Linked DNA regions of Mus musculus: all the other regions are linked to region 1. The links are chromatin loops, found by intact Hi-C in ENCODE. Cell type or tissue: left cerebral cortex. All regions are shown on one strand.

Region 1 (8,000 bases):
CATGTATAAGAAAAGCAGCTTAGACAGACTTTCCTTTGCCCTCTTTCTCTTTTTTTCTCTTTTTTGCCTCCATCTCCCCCCCGCCCCCCCGGCCTGGTCTCCCCCCCCCCGCTGTGCCCCCCATTTTTTGCAAGTGTAGAGGCTGAAGTAGAACATCAAGTGCTCTCTCTCCCTTTCCACCTTAAATCCTCAAGACAGGGTCTCTTACACTCCTTGTTTTGGGCCATGTATCCAGCTGTCTCGGCCCCACATTTCAAGGGTTCTGGGTGCTCATGGCCACACCTGGCTTTTCACACAAGTGCCGGGGTTCAAACTCTAATGCTTCAGGGTTGCACAACAAATGCTCTTACCAACTGAGCCATCTCTCCAGCTCCTTTCTTTCCTTCTTTCCCCTTCCTCCCTCTGCAACGCTGAGGATGGAACTTGTTCCACTTCTGAGCCACACTCCAGCCTCAAACCTTTGTCGTCCCCCCCCAGTGAAACACAGGGGGCCCTTTGGTTTTTCCTCAGGGAAACTGATGGAACTAAACAAGGACTATCCTAAGGGCAGGGCCAAGTGCATCTTTCAAACTGTCACACAGAGAAACATTGTTAGGCAGCATGAGAGATGCTTTCAATATAGAATGCTTGAAGCAATGCAGTCTCGTGACAATGCTGTCACATGACACTCTCACTGAGTTATTAGGGTTTTACTGCTGTGAACAGACACCATGACAAAGGCAACTCTTATAAGGACAACATTTAATTGGGGCTGGCTTACAGGTTCAGAGGTTCAGTCCATTATCACCAAGGCAGGAGCATGGCAGCATCCAGGCAGGCATGGTGCAGGCGGTGCTGAGAGTTCTACATCTTCATCTGAAGGCTGCAAACAGAATACTGACTTCCAGGCTGCTAGGATGAGGGTCTTAAAGCCCATACCCACAGTGACACACCTACTCCAACAAGGCCACACCTCCTAATGATGCCACTCCCTGGCCTGAGCATATACAAACCATCACAGGGGTGGGGAGAGAGTGTGGGGAGAGGGGTATGGAATGCACCCAAAGACACTCCAAGTGTCATCTAGGTTTTGTTTTCTCAGTACCTATGTCTTGAGTCTGTGTCAGGAACACGGGATTTGGAGAACTACTTACCCCTCAAAAAGCCAGCATAGGAGAAGAAACATTTTGTATGTATGTATGTGTGTGTTTTCTTCTACTTTTTGACATACATTATTCAAGTTGTTCTGTTGAGAGCTAAATATGCACGACTGACTGACTGTCCATTCAGGGCTCTCCCAAAACCGGCATCTATCATCCAGGCTGTTTCTGGCTGCAAGTCAAGAATGCCTGAAGGAGCAGCAGAGTTTAAGCACCACAGTGTATCCTCTCAGAGAATGGTCTGTGCAGGATCAGCCCGACGACACGGTGGCTAAAACTTTCTGGAAAAGCGTTTTGCTTTCTTCCACCGGTAGAAAAGCAAAGAACTGCTGGTGGGCACTGGCATAAGTGGTTACGGGAGCCCCTCCCATCACCCCCTCAGTCAGCAAGTGGCCAGAAGGACTACATAGTGAGACCATTTCGGTTTAAAAAAAGCGATTGTTGTGCATGACTATGAAGTGGGAATGGTGATGCTTTATATGTAACGCAGCACACGTGTGGCAGTCAACTCTCTCCTTCCGTTGTGGATTCCGGGGACTGAAGTCAGGTGTGTGGGGTGAGTGTCGTTTCCTGCTGAGATCTCTTGCTTTTCCTCCCATCTGGTCTCAAGTCACAGGCTTATGGGGGACTTCTGGCATCTTGTTAACCTGCTCTTCAACCCTGAGTTTCATTTCCTTCTTTCTTCTTTCTTCCTTCCATTCTCCCTTCCTTTCTCCCAGGATTTGCACTTGGGGTTCCTTGTGTCAAGCCTGGTGCCTGGTCTAGCCCAGCTATTGGGGATGGAGAGCCTCAGCCCCAAGCTTTCCTGATTCCCCGGGCGAGGAACCTGCACCACCTAGGGATGCACTACCCGCTTTGGCCACAAGATGGTAATGTTGCTCTTTGTCCAAAGCCCAGAGGCACCTGGGCAGGGTTTTAGAGGCCAGGCTTGGGAGGGTCCCAAGGGAACAGCCACCTGCTACTTCGGGGTGGTCAGAGCTCTACACCTCAAGGTCAGGTTAGATTTCCCTTACCACACTACAGAACCAGGGCGAGAGTCATTTCCAACCTCAGCTTCTTTGTGTATGTATAGAACCTTGGGAGTCCTGCTTGGTACTCCCCAGGCCAGGTGAAACATGGGGATTTGAAGTTGAGCAGGGATGAGAAGATACACTTGCTGAGGGAGCTACAGGGTCTCCTGGTTATACCCTCAGCTCCTCAGCTCTTCTGGGCCCTCCAGACCCCTCTGCTTAGAATTTCCATAAATACTATCAGAAACACCGGCTTGGTTAACACGCAGAAATCCTCGCCCAGTGAAGGTACAGGCCAAAGCAGGGACGCTCAGAAAGCGTTAGGGGTTTCTACAAAGTCGCACAGCAACTAACCTGCCTTCTCCCTGTCAGCCATTCCACAAAACAGACCCCTCCTTCCTCTGTGGTATTACATCATCACCAGCAAGGGTCAGCTGGGGAGCGCACTCCGGCCCAGCTCTAGAGGTTCTCTGAGATGTGATGAGGTACCTCTGAACTGAACGGGAGTGTGTGTGAGGTGGGGGTAAGGTAACCGATGCCTTCCATCACCCCCGGGGATTTATGGATCTTGGCTTGTGGCCTGCCTTCCATGTACTATGCCCCTACCAAGGAAGCCATAGAATCCCTCTGGTCACAGATCCTAGCTCTTGATGACCTGGTCCAATACACCCTGGCCTCCCTCTGGCTATGGCTGCAGCCTGCGCTATCTCCATCACGGGGCTGCTGTTCAATCCCAGTTCCTCAAGAGTGGCGGTTCCTGCTGTGTTTACTTCTTGAGTCCTCACCATCCAGCCCAGGCCTCGAGCACAGTAGGTGCACAGCTCAGTGATATTCGCTAGTAAATGAAGGAGAGGTGGAAAAGGTGACTGGAGTGGCACCCAGAAGTACCTGAGGTTGGGTAGCATCCCCTACAGCCATAGTCACCAGGGAGAGGGGACACACAGAACCTCTGAACTCAAGAAGAAACCCAGAACCCAAGCGGGGTGGTGGTGGCGCACGCCTTTAATCCCAGCACTCAGGAGGCAGAGGCAGCTATACAGAGAAACCCTGTCTCGAAAAACCAAAAAAAAAAAAAAAAAAAAAAAAAAAAAGAAAGAAAGAAAGAAAGAAAGAAAGAAACCCAGAACCCACTGTCCACCTATTGATGCCTTTGCCAGGAGCATGGCAAAGACAGGATTCCTTATGAAGGAGGGCTGCAGGCAGAGCAGAATTTGTTCTTGGTAACTAACCTGCTCCTGCTCCTTATTCTTTTCTTCTTTTTTAAAAAATTGTGGAAGAGCCTGGAGCTGCCTGGACTAATGAGTCCCTACTAATGAAGTAGGTCCACCAGCCCCCTCACCAGCTGGGAAGGCCGGAGTGTGCTGATACTCGCCCATGGAGGCAAATCAGACACGGTGATAACGGCTGCAGCGAGCATGAGGGTGTTACCCTTGGCGGATCGGGTCAGGGGTTTCCTGTGTGCATTCCTGGGAATACCAGCTAGAGGCTGCCCTGACTTTATGTCTCAGGTTGGGAAATTGAGGCTCTTTGGAGGATTATGAGTTTTGCCTGCCCTGGGTTCTCAACTAAGGATGCTGGGCCACAGTCTGCATCATCCCTGTTGACTGATTTGAGGTCTGACCCATCTTTCTTTTTTTCTTTCTTTCTTTCTTTCTTTCTTTCTTTCTTTCTTTCTTTCTTTCTTTCTTTCTTTCTTTCTTTCTTTCTCTCTCTCTCTTTCTTTTTCTTTTTCTTTTTCTTTTTCTTTTTTTTTTTTTTTTTTTTTTTTTGGTTTTTCGAGACAAGGTTTCTCTGTATAGCCCTGGCTGTCCTGGAACTCACTTTGTAGAGCAGGCTGGCCACGAACTCAGAAATCCGCCTGCCTCTGCCTCCCGAGGGCTCGGATTAAAGGCGTGCGCCACCACTCCCGGCTTCTGACCCATTTTTCTACGCCAAGCCAGGACACCAGAAACTGGTGGCAGGTTGAGCAGAACCCAGACTCTAATTCAGGTGTTTAGACACCACAGCCTCTGTCTGGCTTTGCAGCCTGGTGAAGGGAACTTCCAGGGCCTCTCAGAGAAGCACCTCGGAGCTTCCCTGTTTCAACCTGTCGCCTGGACTAGGCTGTGCATTCAAAGGGACTGTAGTTTCTTGGTCCCTGTAAGCTGGGACTCTCTTCCCACGCCGGGCTGAAGCCTGGCCCACTTCGTGGACATATCGGACGACCTGCCTTGGTGGCGGAGCCGTGCCTCCTCTCCCCACTCCTTAGCACAGAAAGAGCGCTCTGATCTGCCTGAGGCTGGTAGATACTCTTGCGGGCTCTCAGGCCACACCACATCTATCACGTGCCCTAGTCTGCGCGCAGCAATCTATCCCTCACAGATGCCTCCTCTGCGGGCCTCTCCGGTAGCTTGCTTGCCTTCTCAACCCCGGGGACGCCCAGCGTTGCGCTCCCTCCCAACACTCCCTGGGAACCCGCTCCGCACTCTAAACGCTCTCTCTGTCCCTGCCCGACTACCTATTCGGGTCTCCACAGGCCTTGGCGGCCCTGTGCTCTCCCCTGGGAGTGAGTGACACATCCTGACGCTTAACCGCTGGGTGGCCGCCTGGTGTCTTGGCCCGGAGGAGGGGAGGGGACTGGGGGGGGGGGAGGACACCTCCCTGCCTCCTCTTTTTCTATTCTTTAACATCTCTGGGTATGTTCCTCCTCTCTCTTCCTCTCTTCCCTATTCCTCTTCTTCTCCCCTTCCTTTCCTCCTTTCATCTCCTTCCTTCCCTAACTCCATCCTCCTCCCTCTTCTTCTAGCCCCATTCCTCCTCCTCCTCTCCCTCCTCCTTCCTCCTCCCTTCCCCTTCTCCCTCCTCCTCCTCCTTTCCTGTCCTCCTCCCTCCTCCTCCCTCCTGGCTGCTCCCCTCCTCCTCCCTCCTCCCTCCCCTCCTCCCTGCTCGGCTCGCTCACTCTCGCGCTGGCTGGAGGGGCGGCCGGCAGCTGGCGCTGGCCGAGGCGGCGGCGGGATGGGACGCGCGCTGGGGCGCAGGAGCCGCGGCGCCGGCGGGGGCCGCGCAACTCCGGCCAAGTGCAGGGCGGGCGCGCGCTGAGCCCGGGCGCCGTCTGCAGCCGGCGGCCGAGCGCGGAGCTGAGAGGTGCGGGAGGCGGCGGCGCAGGAGCGAGCGGAGCCCGGCGCCGGCTCCCGGGAGGACCATGCGGGCCCCGGCCGCGTCGCTCGGGCTGCTGCTGGCGCTGAGCGCGCTCCGCTGCGCAGGTAACGCGGCCGCGTCCCCTCCCCGACCCCGCGCGCAAAGTTGCTGCCTGGGTCCCAAGTCCCGGGCGGCCGCCGCCTCCTGCTCTTGGCGGGTCTGGGGAGCCCCGGGCGGCCCAAACCCCGCGCGCGTCCCCTTTGCCTCCTCTCCAGTCCCAGCTGCCCTTTGGATCCTTTTGGGGCTCCGGGAGCCACAGGCAGGGCTCCCTGAAATACCCCTCCTTACGCTGCCTGGCACCCGGGCCCCGGGGTCTGCTGGAGATGTAGTGGCCCAGCGTCCGTGGATTGCTGTCCTGTTGTCTGGACACCTGCGGGGCCTGGAGGTCGTCTGGGCTGGCCATGTCTGGCTTGGCTGCAGTCCTTCCCGCGCCTGGTTGCCCCTCTGTTTCCAGCCTCCCAAAGCTACCCGCTCCCCCAAGTGGCTCCCGCTGTCTCCCAAAGTAGCTTCCGCAGGCAGCCAGGTGACCCTGCCGCTCACCCTCTGGAAGCGCGGGTCGTCCCAGCACCCTGACCCATACGTGGTCTAGCAGGACCCGGGAGCGTGGTCCGCTCAGGCACCTAGTGATGTCTAACGTGAAGGTGTTCAGAGCCCTCGCCCCGGGATCCGGGAGTCTGGCTCCAGACTGGCACCTGCGCAGCTGTCGCCTAAACCCCGCGAATGGGGGAAGTCAGAATAGCCAGTTATATGCTGTTTGCAGCCTGGGATGGAGTTGGCTAGGTTCAGCCACCTCGGTGTTGCTACGTGTTGGTTGTAGAGGAAGCTTATCCTAAAATGACAGTACCCCCCTCCCCCACCCCAGGCAAGTAGAGACAATCCCAAAGGCTGGGAAGAAGCGACAGTCACGAGCCCTGTTCATGTGCGTATGAGGGCTGTGTTCTCCAGACCTTTAAAGCCCACGTTTTGGGAGCAGGTAGCTTTAGACTGAGAGCTTCGCTTCCCATTCCTTAAAACAAAAACCGACCGTACAGATACCCAGAACGCGGAAGGAAAAATGCACCCTCAACTTTGCGGCTCCGACTGCCTGGGTGAGGTCGCACTTAGGAGTAAACCTGGATGCCAACTTGTTTGGAAGGATGACTGTGCATAGGCAAAAGTAAATATTGCCTTCCTTCTAGATGACCTCAAGTGACCCCAAATATTTACTAAGACTTTCCCCTTGGAGAGATGGTGGCCAGCCTTGGGCTTTGTTTGCACCACTGGAGGATGGCTCTGGTCCTCAAGTGGAGGGCTCTTCCTTGGCGCCGTTAATGAGCAACCTCGAGCTGCTTGCTCTTGGAACTCCCCTGTGGGTTGGAGAGGGGCACTGACGGGGGTCCAGGCCATTTCCTCAGAGCGGAAGCTCTGAGACGCGGTTGCCAAAGTGCACAGTCCCTCGGACTTGCAAATTACAGTGTTGTGGCTATTTTCTCTCTCCACGGGGGTCAGCGTTCGCCTGGCTGTGTTCAAAAAGCCATCCTGGGCAACCTTGAAGGAGGAAGCTGCCTGTTTCTTGCCTTGTGCCAGAACGAGTCCCCTCACCCTGTCCAGCCCCACCCAGCTACAGAAGAGCCTGTGCGTGGATGGCTCTGGGAGGCTTGTGGTAGAAGAGAGGATGTGCCACCCCTGGGAACTCATTCCCGGCCCTCCTAGGAGGTGTCAGTGCAGCTCTCGGCTGCATAGCTTGCCATACTTTGGGTCCTCGGTTGCCCATGCCTTCCATCGGTTCCCACCAGGGACATAAAGAGAAACACAGTTTGCTAAGCCTATATTTAGCTCCAAAACAAGGGTGATGTTTCTGAAAGAGCTGCCTACACTTGGTTGGTTGGTTGGTTGGGAGTTAACCAGCTTCATCTAGAACTGGCTGCATTTTCTAGATCGTTTCTGGACCAACCTTAGATTGAGTGGCTGAGACCCTGGAAGTGGGGCTTGAAGAGTTCAGCTGTACGGAGGCGCTCCTATAGCACACGTTCTGTTGCCTGTGCCCTCTTCCTGCGTGGGCAGCTACCCCGGGAAGGAGAGCGGTGGGCGGACTTCTTGGAGCTTCGTGAGGGCTGAAGCATACGGAATTGCACTTGGTTGGAGTCAGCACCAATCCTCCGGCTTAGCGACTAGGGGGCCCCATCATTCAAACCGTGTTTGTTCATGCTGTGGCTTTGGAAGTTAGTGATGCAGAGACAGACCACTGTCCCCTGGGGGAAATTGACAAGCCTTGCTTTGTTGACCCTTGATGCTTTTGTTTGGAGAGGGTGTCTGTGGAATGGGGTAGATAGGGTTCTCCACCTTCCTCCACCCGAGCCCCTCCCTCGCCCCCAGCCTTGCTAGTGACAAGTTTGCAAATCGTAGGGACGGCGCTGTTGCCTTGCAAGTCACAGGGCTTAGTCCTGCTTGGCCCCGTGTAGTAGTCTATTTGTTCCTCATTACACCACGCCTTGGGAAGGGGTGGCCCCATGGTGTGGGGAAAAAATGCAAATTCCGTCGCAGCCTCCAGTGATTTAATGGCACTGGGGACCTTCCCAGAGTAAATCATCTGGCACCCCTCCTACAGCCAATGGCCAGAACCGGGAGATGTGGGGGGTTTCCTCAGGAGCTCCGCTTTAGTGACTGGAGCCAACAAAGAGCGGGGGCGGTTGCC
Region 2 (8,000 bases), 270 kb after region 1:
TATGTGTGACATGATGTCATGGATTTTCATTGCTTTCCCATCAGATTCTTTGCAGCAAGGTCTTTCAGTCAAACCCAGAGCTCATCGATATAACGCGTTCTGCTTGCCACTTTGCTCTCTGGATTCCCTAACTCTGCCTTCCCAGGCTTTAATTATAGGCAGCCTCCACACCCCCTCCTTTTACCCCCTCCCTTCATTTATGTGGGTTTCTGGGGGCAGGGTTGTACCTTGGTCTTTGTGCTTCCATGGAAAGTGCTTTAACTGTCGAGCCATCTCCTTGGCTTCTGTAGTGTATGTCACACGCTCATATTTAACTGAGCAAATGTTTTTAAATTGCAAAGGAATTTAAATTGCAAAGGCCTTAGCTACCCCAGGCCTGGGGAACATGGGTCTTGGTGCAGTTTGGGATGAAGGCAGTGGTCCTGAGCCTCATCAGTGTGTCTACACATCCACAGAGCTGGGTTGCATAAGGACAACTTCCTTTAAACATCCCATGTGCTTCCCCTGCTTCGTCTCCTTCCTTCTCCAGGTCTTTGTCTGCCTTCATGGCACATGGATGTAGTTATTTATTTATTTTTGGATCTGTTAAGAATCCATGAAAATTCTGTAAAGAAGTATAGGGCCCACAAATGAGTCTAAAATACAGTATTTTCTTCTCCATGTCTGGCTGATTTTGCTTAATGCAGTGGTCTCCAGTTGTATCCGTTTTCATACAAATGACATAATTCCATCCTTTCTATGGCCGAATAAAATTCCACTGTGTATGTGTGCCAGGTCTTACTTATTCGATGGTCTATCGATGGATGCTCAGGGTGATTCCACATCTTGGCTGCTGAGAATGGTGCTGCAGTAAGCGTGGTGTGCAGGTGTCCTCTGATGTGTTGCCTCTGAGTCTCTATGGACACAGTGTCCAAATGCTCATGCTGACTGCCATCCACCATGTGGCTCTGAGCCTGGGCTGTGTGCTGTCTCTTCTGAGGGGGCTTTGCATGAGATGAGATTGTGTGTGTGTGTGTGTGTGTGTGTGTGTGTGTGTGTGTGTGTGTACAGTGAATGGCTGTGTGCCCTCACATTGGGAATCTTCATGGGGTTTATGAAGACTATAGCTGTGTTGGTGAGTATTAGAGACAGATGTTTACAGCACCCACTGAAAGAGAAAAGGCTGGCAACTTCCTCCCATCATCTCTCCTTCCCTCCATCCTTTCTTCCCTCTCTGCCTCCCTTCTGCTCTTTTCCCTTTTCTTTCTTCCTCCACTCCCCCTTTTGAGACAGTGTCTCACTATATAGCCTAGGCTGACCTCAAACTTGCAGTGATTCCCCCCACCCCCGCCCCTGCCTCAGCCTTCCAAATACCAATAACTCCTTTCCTTGGAGGAAAGGAAAGCAAATTTCAGAGATGAAGTTGTGGGTATGGGTTGCTAGGCCAGGAATAAACACCAGACTGTCTGACTCTGTACAAGGAAACTAGGAATGTAACCTAGGACCAAAGCAGGTAGGCAAAGTGAGGCTGGCCACTGTGTGCACCCCATGCCTAGAGCCAGAGCTCTGGTAGATCATGTTTTCTAAGGCTCAAGGGTCATTTCAATGGTGAGACAGAACATGGCACAGGGATTCCTGGGAAGGTGGAAAGCAGAAGTTGTTACCTACAAGTCTAGGAGAAGAGAGGGCCAGGCAGTGTGTGTGTGTGTGTGTGTGTGTGTGTGTGTGTGTGTGTGTGTGTGTGTTCATGCGTTGGGTAACAGCAAGAAGGAGGGTGGAGTTAGCTGAATTTCCAGGATTCTCTGAAATTTGAGTATTTTCTTGGGCCTCTGGATACAGATAGGGCTGTGTGGGTTCGTTTGATATCTGGTCTTTTAAGCTGTGAAGGGCTTAGAGTAGGAGAGCCCATCCAAGCAAAATGGATAAATACCCCATGGTTTTCCTCATTTGGGGGACCTAAAATTCTTTAAGGCTTCATTGTGTTCACACAAAGTGGGAGGAGGCCAGGGGAGGAGGGCAGGTGAGAGTGGACCTTGCTGAATGCAGAGGAAGAGGTGCTGCTCCTCTGTTGACCAGCAGACTGGCCAGGACAGGATCACACAAACAGGCAGACCATATTAAGCTGTCAAAACTTGGGGTAACCATGGTGATTTAGGATGAAAAGCATCTCTCCCGTCCCAAGCCAGATTCTCCAGGGCCCCTGGGTCACCTCAGACACTCACTAACAGAGGCATAAATACCAGAGTTGAGATCCACGCCCGAAACTAGAGACATTCCTCAGTTTCCCCATGGAGGAAACAGATAAGTGACTGACTTTGAGGTATGTTGAAGCTGGCAGGGGCAGCTTAGGCACAGCCCCGGTTCCAGCTACCTTTTCCAGTGTCACCACCAGCCTTGTTAGTTAAGGTGATCAGGCACTGATGAGCAGGCTGCGTTTTCGGGCTACGGTTACTCTAATACAATCGCTGTAGGAGACATCTGTTGCTGGACGTAGCACCACAGGCATGACCACGCCTGGTTGGTTCCTATTAATTTCATTCATGAATCACAGGCTTAAGTGGATGGAGGAGTGAAAAGGGTTTGTGCCTGAGAGGGGGGGAGGGAACTACTTCTCTACTGGGGAATTGGCAGTACTCTGACTTTCTCCAGTACCTTCCTGTTATGTCCTCTTCAATTAAGGTGTTAAATCAGAGAGAGTGGATCCAGGTGTAGTCCTGGAGGCCATGACTCTGACATCACGGAAGCATCATGCGATCAGGCTGAATCCGCAAACACCCTGTGTTCTCATGCTCTTCTTCAAGCCGGTGGCCTCTGCACTGAGCCCCATGGTTATTGATTAATAAGTGAACGTAAGCCTGAAAGGGGGCAAGGCTGCATTATTGCCCTGTGCAGGGAAGGCTGGAAGCCTTCCTGTTGACAGAGCCCACGGTGGAAGGACTGAGGCTCCAGGCAGAGTGCCCCAGTGCTGGGGATTTGAATTCTGATCGTTGAATCGCTAATGTGACAGGCTATCTCCCAGCCCCTGGTGTTTCGTTCAATGAATCTGCAAGTGGCGTGTTTAATATGTAAGGAATGGGAACCAGGAGGAATGGGATCCAGGAGAAAAGGAAAGTGTTTGCCTCCTCTGTCTACCTTCTCTGTTCCCAGGGAGGCTTTTGACAATGGCAGGTTACCCACATCTCTGTGGACTGGAGTCCAGGGATGTTCTCAGGACCTTGGAGAGGGCCAGAGAGGCTGTCTTTTTCTGTAGGACGTTCTCCACTGTTCCTGGTGGCCAGCCTGCTTTGGTGAATCACAGGTGAATGGAGACCTTTACCTCACAGGTGGGGAAAGCAAGAGGCTGTATTATTGCACCAGCATCTGGCGTCTGTGGGACTCCTGCAGAGGACTCTGTCCTTTGTCAACCGTGGTGGGGAGACTGGACGCTGCAGTCAGAGACTGAGAAGTTCCCGTCCCACTCAGAGACCTTGACTCAGGTAAAGCTAGACCCCTAACTACACCACGGGGCGGGGGGAAATCAGTGAGTTTATTACACAGAGAATAACTGTCAATGTTTCTGATTTGAACATGGGCATTTAGAGAGAATTTTATACACAATTCTGTGGCTTTTCAGGCACCATTGTTCAGAAGGTATAATTTACAGCAAGGTTTAAAGGATGAAGTGAAACTTAAAAATTAGGTAAAAATATAGTGATTGAATTTCCTTGTTTTTTTAAAAAATTTTTTTTAGATTTATTTTATTATTTTATGTGTCTGAGTGTTTTGCCTGCATATATGTATGTGTGCTATATGCATACAGTACTCATAGAGATCAGAGGAGGGTGTCTGATCCGTTGGAGCTAGAGTTACAGTTGTCTGTGAGCTGCCATGTGGGTGCTGGGAACGGAACTCGGGTTCTCTGCAAGAGCAGCTGTTGCTTTTTAGGACTGACCCATCTCTCAAGCTCTTCACTTGTTTCTCTAAAGGGATTTTCTTTTTATAAGTAAAGTTCTAAGATGATATTACAACTTACATTGTTTGGGTTTAGGGATGAGAGTGGACTAGTAACTGTGTGAACCCCAAGGCCATGTACTTCCTAACCCTTAGTAAGGACAGTTTCAACTGTGTATGTGTGTGTGTGTGTGTGTGTGTGTTGCTTGCAGATGCTGTTGGAGTCCAGAAGAGGGCGTCAGATTCCCTGGAGCTGGATTTACAGGCAGCTGTGAGCTGCTTAAGTGGATCTTAAGAACAGAACTTGGGTTCCCTGCGAGTTTAGAACATGCTCTTAACTGATGGGCTATCTCTTCAGGCCCATGTGTTTCTTTTCTCAGCCTCGACTGAGATATCGTTAGGAAAACATGCACTATCTCTGCAGGCAGCGTTGGCTGGGTCAGTTGCATTGATGTTTCTGATGCCCAGTCATCAGGAGACATGGGCTAGATCCTAGAGGACAGGCTTCTCCATTTCACTGTCAGCTTTAACTTTCTAGTCCCTGTATCCTGTCTTGCTCGAACCCCAGGCATAACGTTGCTCCCTCCAGGACTCTGGAGGTGTCTTCTCAGTTGAACAAGGATGTGAGCCCATGAATAAAGGTCAGGGTGACTCAGTATCTCTTGCTGTACCATTTATGAAATATTTTGGCTGAAAATAAGGGCTGGGGCTGGTTCAGGTATGTAAGTTAGAGACAGCCTCAAAGTCCTTTGTGTTGACTGAGTCTCTTTTATAACCCTAGAGGCTCTCTGGGTCCTCTCCATCACCAACTCCATCACCTTTACTCCAGAAAGGAGGACTGACACACAGGCTTGAGGCTGAGATACTTCAGCAAGCTGAGAAACCCCAGGGTCAAATTGCAGTCCGGTTCTTAGCATCTCAGCACTATTGTCACATGCAGCTCTTCAGCTTGACATCACAAGCTGGAGGGGAGGAGAGCTGGGAGCTCATTACCATGGGTGTCTTGGAAAGTTTGGGGGCGAGTTCTGCATTAATTAAGCCTCATTTGAATAATGAGCACATGCTATTTATTTTCTTGGAGAGCTGCTCTGAGGGAAGCAGAGAGGCTTCTCCTACAGGAAGCCTGGTGGCCCGTGGGCCTGCCGCCCATCACTTGGGGGAGGAAGGGGGAGGCAAGGGTGCTATTTTAAACTCTCTGTTATTGCAGGGAACACCCATAACTGGAACATTGTGGGGCGGTTGTCAGCTGTTTCTGTGAGAAAAGGCCTGGGGTCAGCCAACATCTTCTCTAGTCCTCTCAATGCTGCTCTTTGCTGTGCATATGAGATGGTCTAAAATCTGCCCATCTCATCTTCCCAAATCATGTGTTCTTCTTGGTCTGTTATGGGGCCAAGCAGAATGGTGAACTTGTGATCATGAGGTCACTATAGTGGTCACGAGAGGACTCCACAGGAAGAGAGGTATTCTGATACCAAACATCTAGATCTGCCTGATATCCTTCTGGGTGCTTAAGAAGCATGCACATCGGCTGGGCAGTGGTGGCACATGCCTTTAGTCCCAGTACTTGGGAGGCAGAGGCAGGCAGATTTCTGAGTTCGAGGCCAGCCTGGTCTACAGAGTGAATCAGGACAGCCAGGGCTACACAGAGAAACCAGGTCTCGACAAAACCAAAAGAAGAAGGAGGAGGAGGAGGAGGAGGAGCAGCAGCAGCAGCAGCAGCAGCAGCAGCAGCAGCAGCAGCAGCAGCAGCAGCAGCAGCAGCAGCAGCAGCATGTGCATCTCTGAACTGAAAAGCAGTTATTCCCCAGTAATATGGGTATTTAAATCTGATCAGGGCTCATCTGATCCAGTCTAGAGAAAACAAGTGTCCCTTGTGCCTTTTCCCTGTGCAAGTGGCTTGTGCAGAGTGACTGCGTCTCTCACATAGTATGGGAAGAAACCAGCCAGATTCCCTCAACTCTGTAATTAAATCACAGACCTCCATGCCTTTGGCTGCACCCAGTAATCTTTCTTCATGAAACCACTTGCCCACTTGCCCATCAATCGAGGCCAGAGTTCTGAGTCATAAGCAAAAGTACAGAAGGCTCAGGCCTGACTCTATGAGTGTGCAGCTCAAGAGAGCCCACACATGTCAGCACTCATGAAGCCGGGCACTGGAGCTGCACACACTTAGCATCATGATGTTGCAGAGAACATGGAGGGCTGTGCAGACATGTCAGTTTCGCACTTCAGGGAGATACTTCAGCATTCAGGCCTTCATGTTCTTGGGGTTTTGGAGCCACCTATTACTAACTAATGTTCTTCACACAAACATCACGGGTCTTTAAGCAAGACTTTAAAACAATGTTGTAATTATCATATATGTGAAGAGACCCTGTGGTGGTTCGAATACGCTTGGCCCAGGAAGTGGCACTATTAGGAAGTGGTATGGCCTTGTTGGAGGAAATGTGTCACTGTGGGGTGAGTTTTTGAAACCCTCATTCTAGCCACATGGGAGAAAGACTGCTCCTGTCTTCCTTTAGATGAAGATAGCGAACTCTCTGCTCCTTCTCTAGCACCATATATGCCTGCATGCTGCCATGTTCCTACCTTGACGATGATGGTCTGAACCTTTGAACCTGTAAGTCAGCCCCAATTAAATGTTGTCCTATATGAGTTGCCTTGGTCATGGTGTCTGTTCACAGCAATGGAAACCTAACTGGATAAGACCCCAAACTGGATAGTTCACGGGATTACTCAAATGTCCTCAGTACCATCATGCCTCTATCTGCTGCAATGGCCCAACCCATCCTCTATCCAGTTCAGGGTGCTCCTCCAGTCTTGGTCCTCATAGGACCCTCCTGTACTAAGGCACTTTCTTTTAGAGTCTCCTAGTTTCTATAGCATCACCAGCTATGGCATCCTCTTCATTGATAGGGTGAAGTCTATTCTTAAGGATCGCCATCAAATCTCCCATAGGCTTTGTAGAAGCATCTCCAGGGTCAGAGCATAGATTCTGGGTCTTAGAGAGATGATTCAGCCACTAAAAACACTTGTTACTCTTGTAGAGGAACGGGGTTCTATTCCCAGCATCCACATAATGGCTCACGTTCAACTGTTAACCAGTTTCAGGAGATCACATGCCCTCTTTTGGCCTCTTCAGACACGAGGCATGCACATGGTGCACATAGTTACATGTAGCCAAGACATTCACACATTAAATAATATGAATAAATCTGATTTTAAAAAGGTGTGGGCTTTGGATCATGGGCACGGGTGATGCTGAGTGTGGACCCCAACAGCTCTCTTTAAGGGGAGGAAAGACACCAGGTATTTGGGACAGGGTGGCTGCAGGTGAGGGAGCAGTGCACGGTTTTGTCACCTCATGCATCTGATGGTGCCCAGGTAAACATGGGCAGAGGTCTCAGCACTGAGCTTGGGCACAGTCAGCACTGGGGGACGGCCACAGAATGACTGTCTCTCTTCAAATATAATGAAAGAGATTTTTTTTCTGTGTTTCCTGCCAGTGTAGATTTTTGAAAACCCCAGTAGTCCAGATTGAACTTAATTTGAAAGTCATTGCAATTGAGATGGGGGTGAACTGACAGTTCATTAAGGAAATACTTGATGAGCCAAGAAAACGTGCCAAAGTTAACATTATAAACACGATTAATGAGCAGTGTGACTACAAAATTCATAAAGGAAAATAACAACACAACACATAGGGCCTTGTCTCTGTTGGCCGGACAGGCTGCTGACAGTGTGTCCTGATTTGTCTGTGTTAAATGCCTGAGGCTCCAGGCTTGCCCACATGGCCGATGTTATCTCTCATCTGAATTTGACAGGAATAACTTTATGTTTTGTGTACACAAATTTCTAATGCTTTAATCGCTTTAGCTGATGTGGGCTCAGGGTTTGCCAGCCAATCAGACTCCATCCCCCCCCAAACAAAAAAACAACAACAAATTCATATTTTTTCCTTTTTCCTTTTCTCTTTCTTTCTTTCTTTCTTTCTTTCTTTCTTTCTTTCTTTCTTTCTTTCTTTCTTTCTTTCTTTCTTTCTCTCTCTCTCTCTCTCTCTTTCCTTCCTTCCTTCCTTCCTTTCCTTCCTT
Region 3 (8,000 bases), 52 kb after region 1:
CTCTGTCTCTGGTTCAGATCTTCTCTGATGACTACTTCAAAGGAATCATAAGCCAAGTCTATTTCCTGGTGTGCAAAACAAACCCAGAGAGTGTTAAAAGCCAAATTACTGGCCTTTCATAAGCTTCACACTTAGGACACCCTTGCTAAGAGAACTGTTGAAAATTCGGAGAATATAGAAGCATACAAAGACTGAAAATAGAGACTGGGGAGGCAGCTCAGTGGGAAAGAGCACTGGCTGCTCTTGCAGAGGATGAAAGTTTGGTTCCCAGCACCCAGGCACATGGCCGCTCACTAACATCTGTAACGCCAGCTCCAGGGGATCTGACACCCTCTTGGTCTCTGTAGGCATTTGCAGCCCTGTTCATAAGTACGCACAGAGGGAGAGAGAGGCAGATAGACAGATAGACAGACATACAGACACACACACAGACACACACTCCTGCAATGTTTTTTTTTTTTTTAATTCTGAAGTTTCGTATATCTTTTTTCTTATTCTACATACTTTGACCATGTTTCTGTTTTTAAATGTTCTTTAGGTGTGGTTTTGGAAGGCTGTGTAGAGATTCATCTCAAGGGCACACTTTGGTCCTCTATTTTTGAACATCTAGGTCATTTCTGGGTTTCAGTGCCTTAGGTGTGTTGCGGTGAAATTTCTTATTATTTCTTACAAATTCTGAGGTTAGGAGTCTAATTCTTGGGCTAAGGATATGAATACTTTTCAATGTTTTGATCCCTGTTGCCAAATTAACTTTCAGAAAGATTATCTGTTGACATCCCCTCCAACAATATGCAAGTGATTTTTCTTTGCACCTTCAGTAGTAGTAATTATTATAATTTCAAAAAGTCAAGTTGATAGTTCCCAATTATCCTTGACTTCTGTGGCTGTTAATGGAGCTGTGGCTGGCTGGTGAGGAAGGCAGCACACTCCTCCTCACCAAAGTGCTTACTGCCACTCACTTGTAGAAAGGGTACATTACAGCCCAGTGAAGAGAAAGACTTGGGTACCATGGTTACCACACCTGTTTGCACTTGACATTTCATCTGAGCCTCTCCACACATCAGTAAGACACCCCCCTGCACACTCAATGCCACCACCAAGTTCCTGAACTCTTTTTTATAGATATTCACTGTCATGTGTCTCTGCTGAGAGATTCCCATAAAACTCCATCCTCCTCTATATTTTGTCATCCTAGAGTAATGGCTATCCTAGGAGCTCTGACTAGCAACTGGACACAGCCTACAGTCACCTGGAAAGAGAGGAATGGCTTGTGGGCAAGTCTGTAGGGGATTGTCTTTATTATTAGTGGATGCAGGAGAGCCTTGCCCACTGTGGGTGGCACCATCCCTAGGCAGTTGGCCTTGGGCTGTATAAGGAGGCTAGCTGAGCATGAGCCTATGAATCAGCCAGCAAGCAGTGTTCTCCATGGTTTTGGTTTTGCTTGAGATCTCACCTTGGCTTCCTTCTGACTTAGGATTGTGAATTGAAATAAACCTGCTAAACCTATCACCCTCTTAAGTGGCCTTTGGTCAGAGTGTTTTTATTATAGCTACAGAGTGAAACGAACACAGTGTCTTAGTTCCCTTCCTGTTGCTGTGACAAGACATCCCAACAAGAGGGACACATGTTTTATTTTAGCTCACATTTCCCAGGTACAATCCATCATTATGGGGATGTCAAGGCAGGACTTGAAGTGGCTGGCCATATCACATCCAGTCAAGGGCTGAGAGAGAATGAATGCATGCTTGTATGTTTACCTTCAGCTCATTTTCTGCCCTTTTATACAGCTGGGAACCCAAACCCCAACTTCCTACAGTCCCCCACAGTCATCTCCAGACACTACCCTTATCTAGACAACCCTGCTGGCAACTCCCTTTCCAGGTGACTCTAGTTGTGTTAAATTGACAGTCAGAGATAACTATCACAGACTGAACACCCAATAACTGAGTCTGGGGTAACTTTAAACTCCAGCCCTAGATCCTTTAGTGATCTATTGTGTTTGGATAGGAAGTGGCTCCCACTGGCTTGGGTGCTTGAACAAATGGTTCCAGCAAGTGGCACTGTTTTAGAAGGCTATGGGACCGTTAGAAGTGGATCCTTGCTGGAGGAAGTGAGTCATTGGGTGTGTGCTGCTGGTTGCAGGCCCAGTGTCTCCTCCTGTGGGGCGGTGAACTGTGCACAGACAGCCTGGTCTCCAGTCGAGCACAGACTTGGAACCCCGGAGACCTGATGGGTGATGACTGCCAGCCAAACCAAGCAGCCCACCGAGCTAGCCAGACTACCCCCACCCCAACCTGCCAGAGTTCTCCTCCCTGCCCCCTTTCCTTGGGTCCCTGGGTCAGAGTCTGCCCGAGGGTCCCTACTTTGTTCTCAGCTCTTCTGTGACATATAGAGGCATCTAGGATGTTCCAGAGTGAGAAGCTGTTGTTCCTGGCCTCTGTGCGGCCCAGGGACCCCAGAACTGGCTCTTCTGCTGTGCCCAGCGGTCTGTGATGCCTGGGTGTTGGAGCCCGACTCCGGCAGTTCCTTGGGGACCCCAGAGACTGCTCTTTTTCCCACTCCCAGAGCGGGATACCTTGGCTTCCCACAGTCTAATGACTGCCTGCTGGATGGTTCCGTGGGGTTGCTGTGCAGTCAGACTCTCTGCATCCTGCCTTGCCCAGCGGCCCAATCCCTGAGCGGACGCGTGACCCCATTTTTTAGCCCACAATGACCTATCTCAGTTCCTGCTACCACGCCTTTCCTACCACGGATGGACTGTATCCCCTCAAATTATGAACAAGCTTTCTTGAGCACTAATTAGTTACATCAATGAAGGGATGGAGACAGGGATTTATGGAGGGCTTGAGCCTTTATAGTTACAGGACTGAGACTTTAGATTCAACAGGTGGCAGTTGCTGGTAGCCCATCTGGGGTAGAGAGATGCCTGAGGTCATCCATCAGCCTTCAGGAGCAATAAGCCGTCAGCTGCATTTTTCTACCTTTGGCTTTCCCTGGGTTGACTTTATGATTTATTATTATTATTATTACTATTATTATTATTATAACTATTATTATCTATTTTGCCTCATTTGAAGCATTCCTCTGTTATTAACATTTTCTGCTTAGGGGGCTGGAGAGATGGCTCAGATGGTTACGAGTGCTTGCTGCTTTTGCAGAGGACTTGATTTTCTCTTCTTTTCTTTGTTAGGTAACCCACAACCATCTGTGATTCCAGCTCTAGGGGATCTGAGGCCCTTTTCTGGTGTCTGCTTGCTCCAGGCATTCATGTGGTACACAGACATACACGCAGGCAAAGCACTCATATGTATAAAAAAGAGGGGTGGGACTGGAGAGATGGCTCAGTGGTTAAGAGACTGCTCTTCCAAAGGTTCTGAGTTCAATTCCCAGAAACCACATGGTGGCTCACAACCATCTATAACCCATTATAGATCCAACACCCTCTTCTCCTGTGCACTCATAAATAAATAGGAAAAAAAAATCTTAAGTTAAAAAAATGTGTTTAAAAATGGAGCCATGGCATCATCACAACTACTCAGGAGGCCAAGGCAGGGGGATCATCAATTCAAGATCAGCACGGGCAACTTAGGGAGACTGGACCTCACAATAAGAATGAAAAGTGGGCTGGGGTGTGGATGAGTATCAGAGTGCTTGTCTGGCCTGTGCAAAGATCTGGTTCCACCTCCAGCATCCCCCACCTGCTTTTACTTAAATACATTTTTTCTTTTAAAAGCAGACTAATACCACAAATAGCAACCAGTGCTCTAACATAGCCAGAAACTTTCAAGATAAAGCCGATTGCAGCAAGCCTACCTCCCTCAGCCCCAGCTCAGCTCTGGCTCCCTTGTTTGCAACATTCAGCCACTGCTTTGTAGGTCCAGGATGGGGGAGGGTGAAGAAGAGAGGGACTTTCTGATGGTGGGACTCCCTATGTTCTTGCATATTCTGCATCCACATTGATTGGGACCTGGATTCATGTGACAGGGACAGATCTGGGAAGGCCTTCAGTGCCAAGTCAAGGGGCTCCAGTGTTGGTGAGGGACCCACTCAGATAGACACAGATGGGTTGTGTAGAAGCCCTCCTCCGTTCCTGGAGCAGAGCACATTGACAAACTGAGCCTGCAGTCACAGGTTTGTCATCCTAGCTAAATGAGAGGCAGAGGTGTGTGTCAGGGGAACACAAATTTAAGGCTCATCTGGGTTTTAGAGAAAGTTCGAGGCCAGTCCAGGGAACTTAGGGAGATCCTTCTGGAAATAAGGAATAAAGACAGGGTGGAGGAGAATGTGGCTCAATGGTAGAGTACTTGCCTAGCATGCAGGAGTCCCTGGGTTCAACCCAGCATCATGCATACACATAAACATACACCTACATGTACACACTCATGAACAGGTTGCCATGTTTCCCCCGTAGTTGGTCAGAGTCCCTGGCGTGTCCCTGGCGTGTCACCCTGGCTATCAGTGGTTGCCCAGTGGCTTCTGTTTCTTGGGAGGTGTCGGCCATTCAAGCTCCCATGAGCTATCAGAATGAAAAAAAAATTGGGTTGGCACCACATCCAGGTGGCATGTGGTGGCGTGTGCAGTCAGATTATTTTTATTTATGATCTCTGAGTCACTCCCGTCTCCATGGTGATGGGTGCGCTGAAGGCAGAGGGAGGGAGTGAGTCCCTGCATTAGTAAATGACCCAGCGACAGGAGAAAGCCCTCAAACACATTAAGGATTAATTGAGCACCACAGCCCTGCCGGACCAGTCATCAACCTCCCTGCCACTGCTGAGGGAGCTTCTGTTTCTAGAATGTTCTAAACAGACCTTGGCTCCTCTGTTTGAATTTGAATGTCCTTCTTATCTCAAATACAGCCAGATGCAGAGGGTCAGGGAGGGCCGTCTGGACAGCTGGGAGATGCTTGTCACTGTAGAATGTTCCAGACTGCTCTTCGTGATGCTGATTTGAGCATGGATGCCCATATAAATGCATAGTTTATTTTACTTGCTTAAATAGATACAAAACAATCTTTATATCAGGAATGCAACTGTATTAGGAGGGCCAAGTGCTGCCTCTCCCTAGTAAAGAAAAAGAGAAGCCAGCTGTAGTGGCATACACCTTTACTCTCAGAACACAGGAGTTATAGGCAGGTGGCCCTCTGTGTGTTCAAGGCCAACCTGAACTATATAGTAAGTTCCAGGCCAGCCTGATCCTATAGTCACCCTGTAAGTGCGACTCTGGTATTTGATGATAAGAGGGTGACATGTATATGGTGACACACTGTATGTTCTCTTTCCTTTAGCGTAAACTTTAATAATGTCCCATTCTGCAAAGATGGCTTCCCGACTCTGGAATTTGATGATAAGAGGGTGACATGTATATGGTGACACACTGTATGTCTTCTTTCCTTTAGCGTAAACTTTAATAATGTCCCATTCTGCAAAGATGGCTTCCATTTGGATGATTGCTGTGTATCTTCTCGTTTAAGCCTTCTCTGTGTCCTTCTCCAACCTCATTCTTTCTCTTAAAGAGTTTCTCTGTCTTAGTTAGGGTTTTCATTGCTGTAAAGAGACACCATGATCAAGGCAACTCTTATAAAGGACATTTAATTGGGGCTGACTTACTGGTTCTGAGGTTCAGTCCATTATCATCATGGCCAGAAGCATGGCACTGTGCAGGCAGGCGTGGTGCTGGAGGAGCTGAGACTTCCACCCTCTGTTCCAAAGGCAAACAGAAGGCTGAGTCCCAGGCAGCTAGGAGGAGGGTCTCAAAGCCTACACCCAAAGTGACACACTTCCTCCAATGAGGCCACACTACTCCAACAAGGCCACACCTCCTAATAGTGCCATTCCCTGGGCCAAGCATATACAAACCACCACACTCTCTGAGTCTCATTCTTTTGTTGTTCTAGATTTTTGTCCCTGAGTTGTTCTCATCTCTTTGTGCATATGTGGGTTGTGATCTCAGTATACTTTCTGTGGTTCTTCATACGGTGGCAGGATGTGGGCATACAGCTGGTGCCCGCCTCCAGGATTCACTCTGTGGCTATACAGTTGGTGCCAACCTCGGGAGTTCACATTACAGGTATACAGCTGGTGCCAGCTGACATTTTTGCTTACCCCTGACTGTCTTTGTGGGAATTGGCCGAGGTCCTGGTGGAAAGAAGGAAACCCCTTTATGGTACCTGGAGGACACAGTGCCGTGTGCATTTCCACATGCCACGCCCACCAGCTTGGGGCTTAAGTTGGCATTGTGTCCTCCCCAGACAGCAGCTGACTTATAAGATTCATTTGTGAGTCTATTTTTTTTTTTGCTTATATTTATTTGTGTGTGTGTGTTTGTGAGCCTGTTTGTATATGCTCAGGTGGCATGCATCTGTGTGCACTTGTGTGTGTTTCTGTGTGCCTGTTTGTATGTGCACAGGTGTGCATGCATCTATGTGTGTGAGTGTGTGTTTCTCTGCCTGTTTGTATATGCACAGGTATGCATGCATCTGTGTGCATGTGTGTGTGTTTGTGTGCCTTTTGTATGTGCACAGATGTGCATGCACCTGTGTGCACATGTGTGTGTGTCACTTCTAGAGGTCATTGTCAAGTGGTCTCCTTAATTGTCCTCAGCTATGTTCTTCCAGGCAGGGTCTCTCTCTCTCTCTTTGGTCCTTGAGCTCACGGTTTTGGCTTGGCTGGCTGACTGACTGGCTGGCCACTGAGCCCAAGGGATCCTCCCACTCTCCCTCCCCCTGCTGGGGTTACTGATGGGTGCCACCTTTCCCATCTGTGTCCAGGGGCTCAAACACAGGTCCTCATGGTTGTACAGCCTGGGCCATCTTCCCAGTTCTAGCCTTTTTATTTTATCTTCTTTTAGTGTCTGGCTTAACCTGAACTCTGCTTACAGATCCCCCTTTGACACATTCCCTGCGGTGCCACCCCTGGAGTATGCTGTTGAAGAGAAAGGAGCAGAGCAGATCTGAGTGACAAAGAGGCCGTGGTGGGGTAGACTCCCCAGGTTACCAAGGGGATGCTCTTTGCCTGTGGAGGGTGTGGAAGGTTTCCTAGATGAGGTTAACTCTGAATTGGAGGAACGAGTGGGAGTCGAGCAGATGTTAACCCCAGCTTCCTAGCTTCAGGGATTGCCTGTTATTTTGAAACCTTTGGATTAAAAAAAAAAATTTTTTTTTTATTTCAAGGAAAATGTCAATGAAATTGACAAATGAGAACCAGCTGCCGGCGGCGGGGACCATTAGGCATTTGTTCTTTGCTTTGAGCATGTAGTCTATGTTGCCTAGATGTTTGAATAAAATTAAAAAAAAAAAAAAGAAAGGCAACACAGGCCTTACCCTTCCAACCTCAGCTGCTCTGGCTTCTTCTCTGACCTCCAAGGGGTTCCAGCCGGTGAGGACAGCTGTCACCTAGGGCCACTCTCTAAGCTTCTCTTCAGAGCTCAGTTCTGATGGCTGTGAGCACTGACTGATTCAAGCTAAGCTCAGGTGAAGAGCTGTTGATCTGACTCCATCCTAATGGCCCAAGGATGTGGCAATGACCCAGGGCTGAGCTGTTCCATCATCATGGATGGTGAGTGGTGGGCACTGAGGATTCTGGGAAGGATGCTGCTTCTCTGGGGGTGGAAGTGAGACGCATTTGACTGGGTGTGGTGAGTTGTGTCCTCAAGTTCTGTCAATGAAGCAAGCCTTTGGCTTTGCCCCCACTCTTGTTGGTGCCACTGTTTGTTAAATAGGCAGAGGCCCTGGTATCTATACTGACAGCTGGCACAATAGGGGGTGGTTTCAGAGCTGAGAGGCCATTGGCCTTCCACAGATGTGCCCGAGGCTTCTATCTTGGAGAGGGTGGTGGAGGGGTGGGGTGGTGGAGTCAGGCAGGGGTGCTGCTGTTTCCATTCTATTAAGGTTTGCTTCTGCAACCAGCTTGGTGAGGTAGGTTATGAGGAAGAGACTCCTTGGGAAAGGCCTGGAGCGTGGGTCACACTGCAGGTGTCCCAGGCTGTCTTGAATTTCCCTGAGG

Evidence for each region. Peaks named below come from ENCODE experiments on the same cell type or tissue, not always from the same donor. Only the 100,000 strongest peaks of a DNase experiment are listed, where the experiment ranks them.
Region 2: a loop joins it to region 1, with 6 times the contacts of the local background. A loop is called at or near these places in 6 of 42 quality-filtered maps.
Region 3: a loop joins it to region 1, with 4 times the contacts of the local background. A loop is called at or near these places in 12 of 42 quality-filtered maps.

The regions. Positions count from the first base shown.
Region 1 is chr5:125,527,300-125,535,299 of GRCm38, forward strand. It overlaps Tmem132b (transmembrane protein 132B), which reads left to right and starts at 5,119. Exons shown (of 9, transcript NM_001190352.1): 1 at 5,119-5,391. The coding sequence starts at 5,331. In left cerebral cortex, CTCF peaks have their summits at 2,008 (motif pointing right) and 4,725; DNase peaks (open chromatin) are centred at 2,004, 4,539, 5,070, 6,137 and 3 more places; H3K4me3 peaks cover 3,682 bases; H3K27ac peaks cover 3,671 bases.
Region 2 is chr5:125,800,528-125,808,527 of GRCm38, forward strand. No RefSeq gene overlaps it. Among named protein-coding and RNA genes, the nearest start is that of Gm51294, 23 kb to the left of the region's middle. In left cerebral cortex, no CTCF peak of the experiment used is centred here; DNase peaks (open chromatin) are centred at 213, 854, 4,181, 5,032 and 1 more place; H3K27ac peaks cover 1,596 bases.
Region 3 is chr5:125,579,413-125,587,412 of GRCm38, forward strand. The region is part of intron 1 of Tmem132b (transmembrane protein 132B); the gene reads left to right. Among named protein-coding and RNA genes, the nearest start is that of Tmem132b, 51 kb to the left of the region's middle. In left cerebral cortex, no CTCF peak of the experiment used is centred here; DNase peaks (open chromatin) are centred at 3,810, 4,069, 4,584 and 5,937; H3K27ac peaks cover 3,858 bases.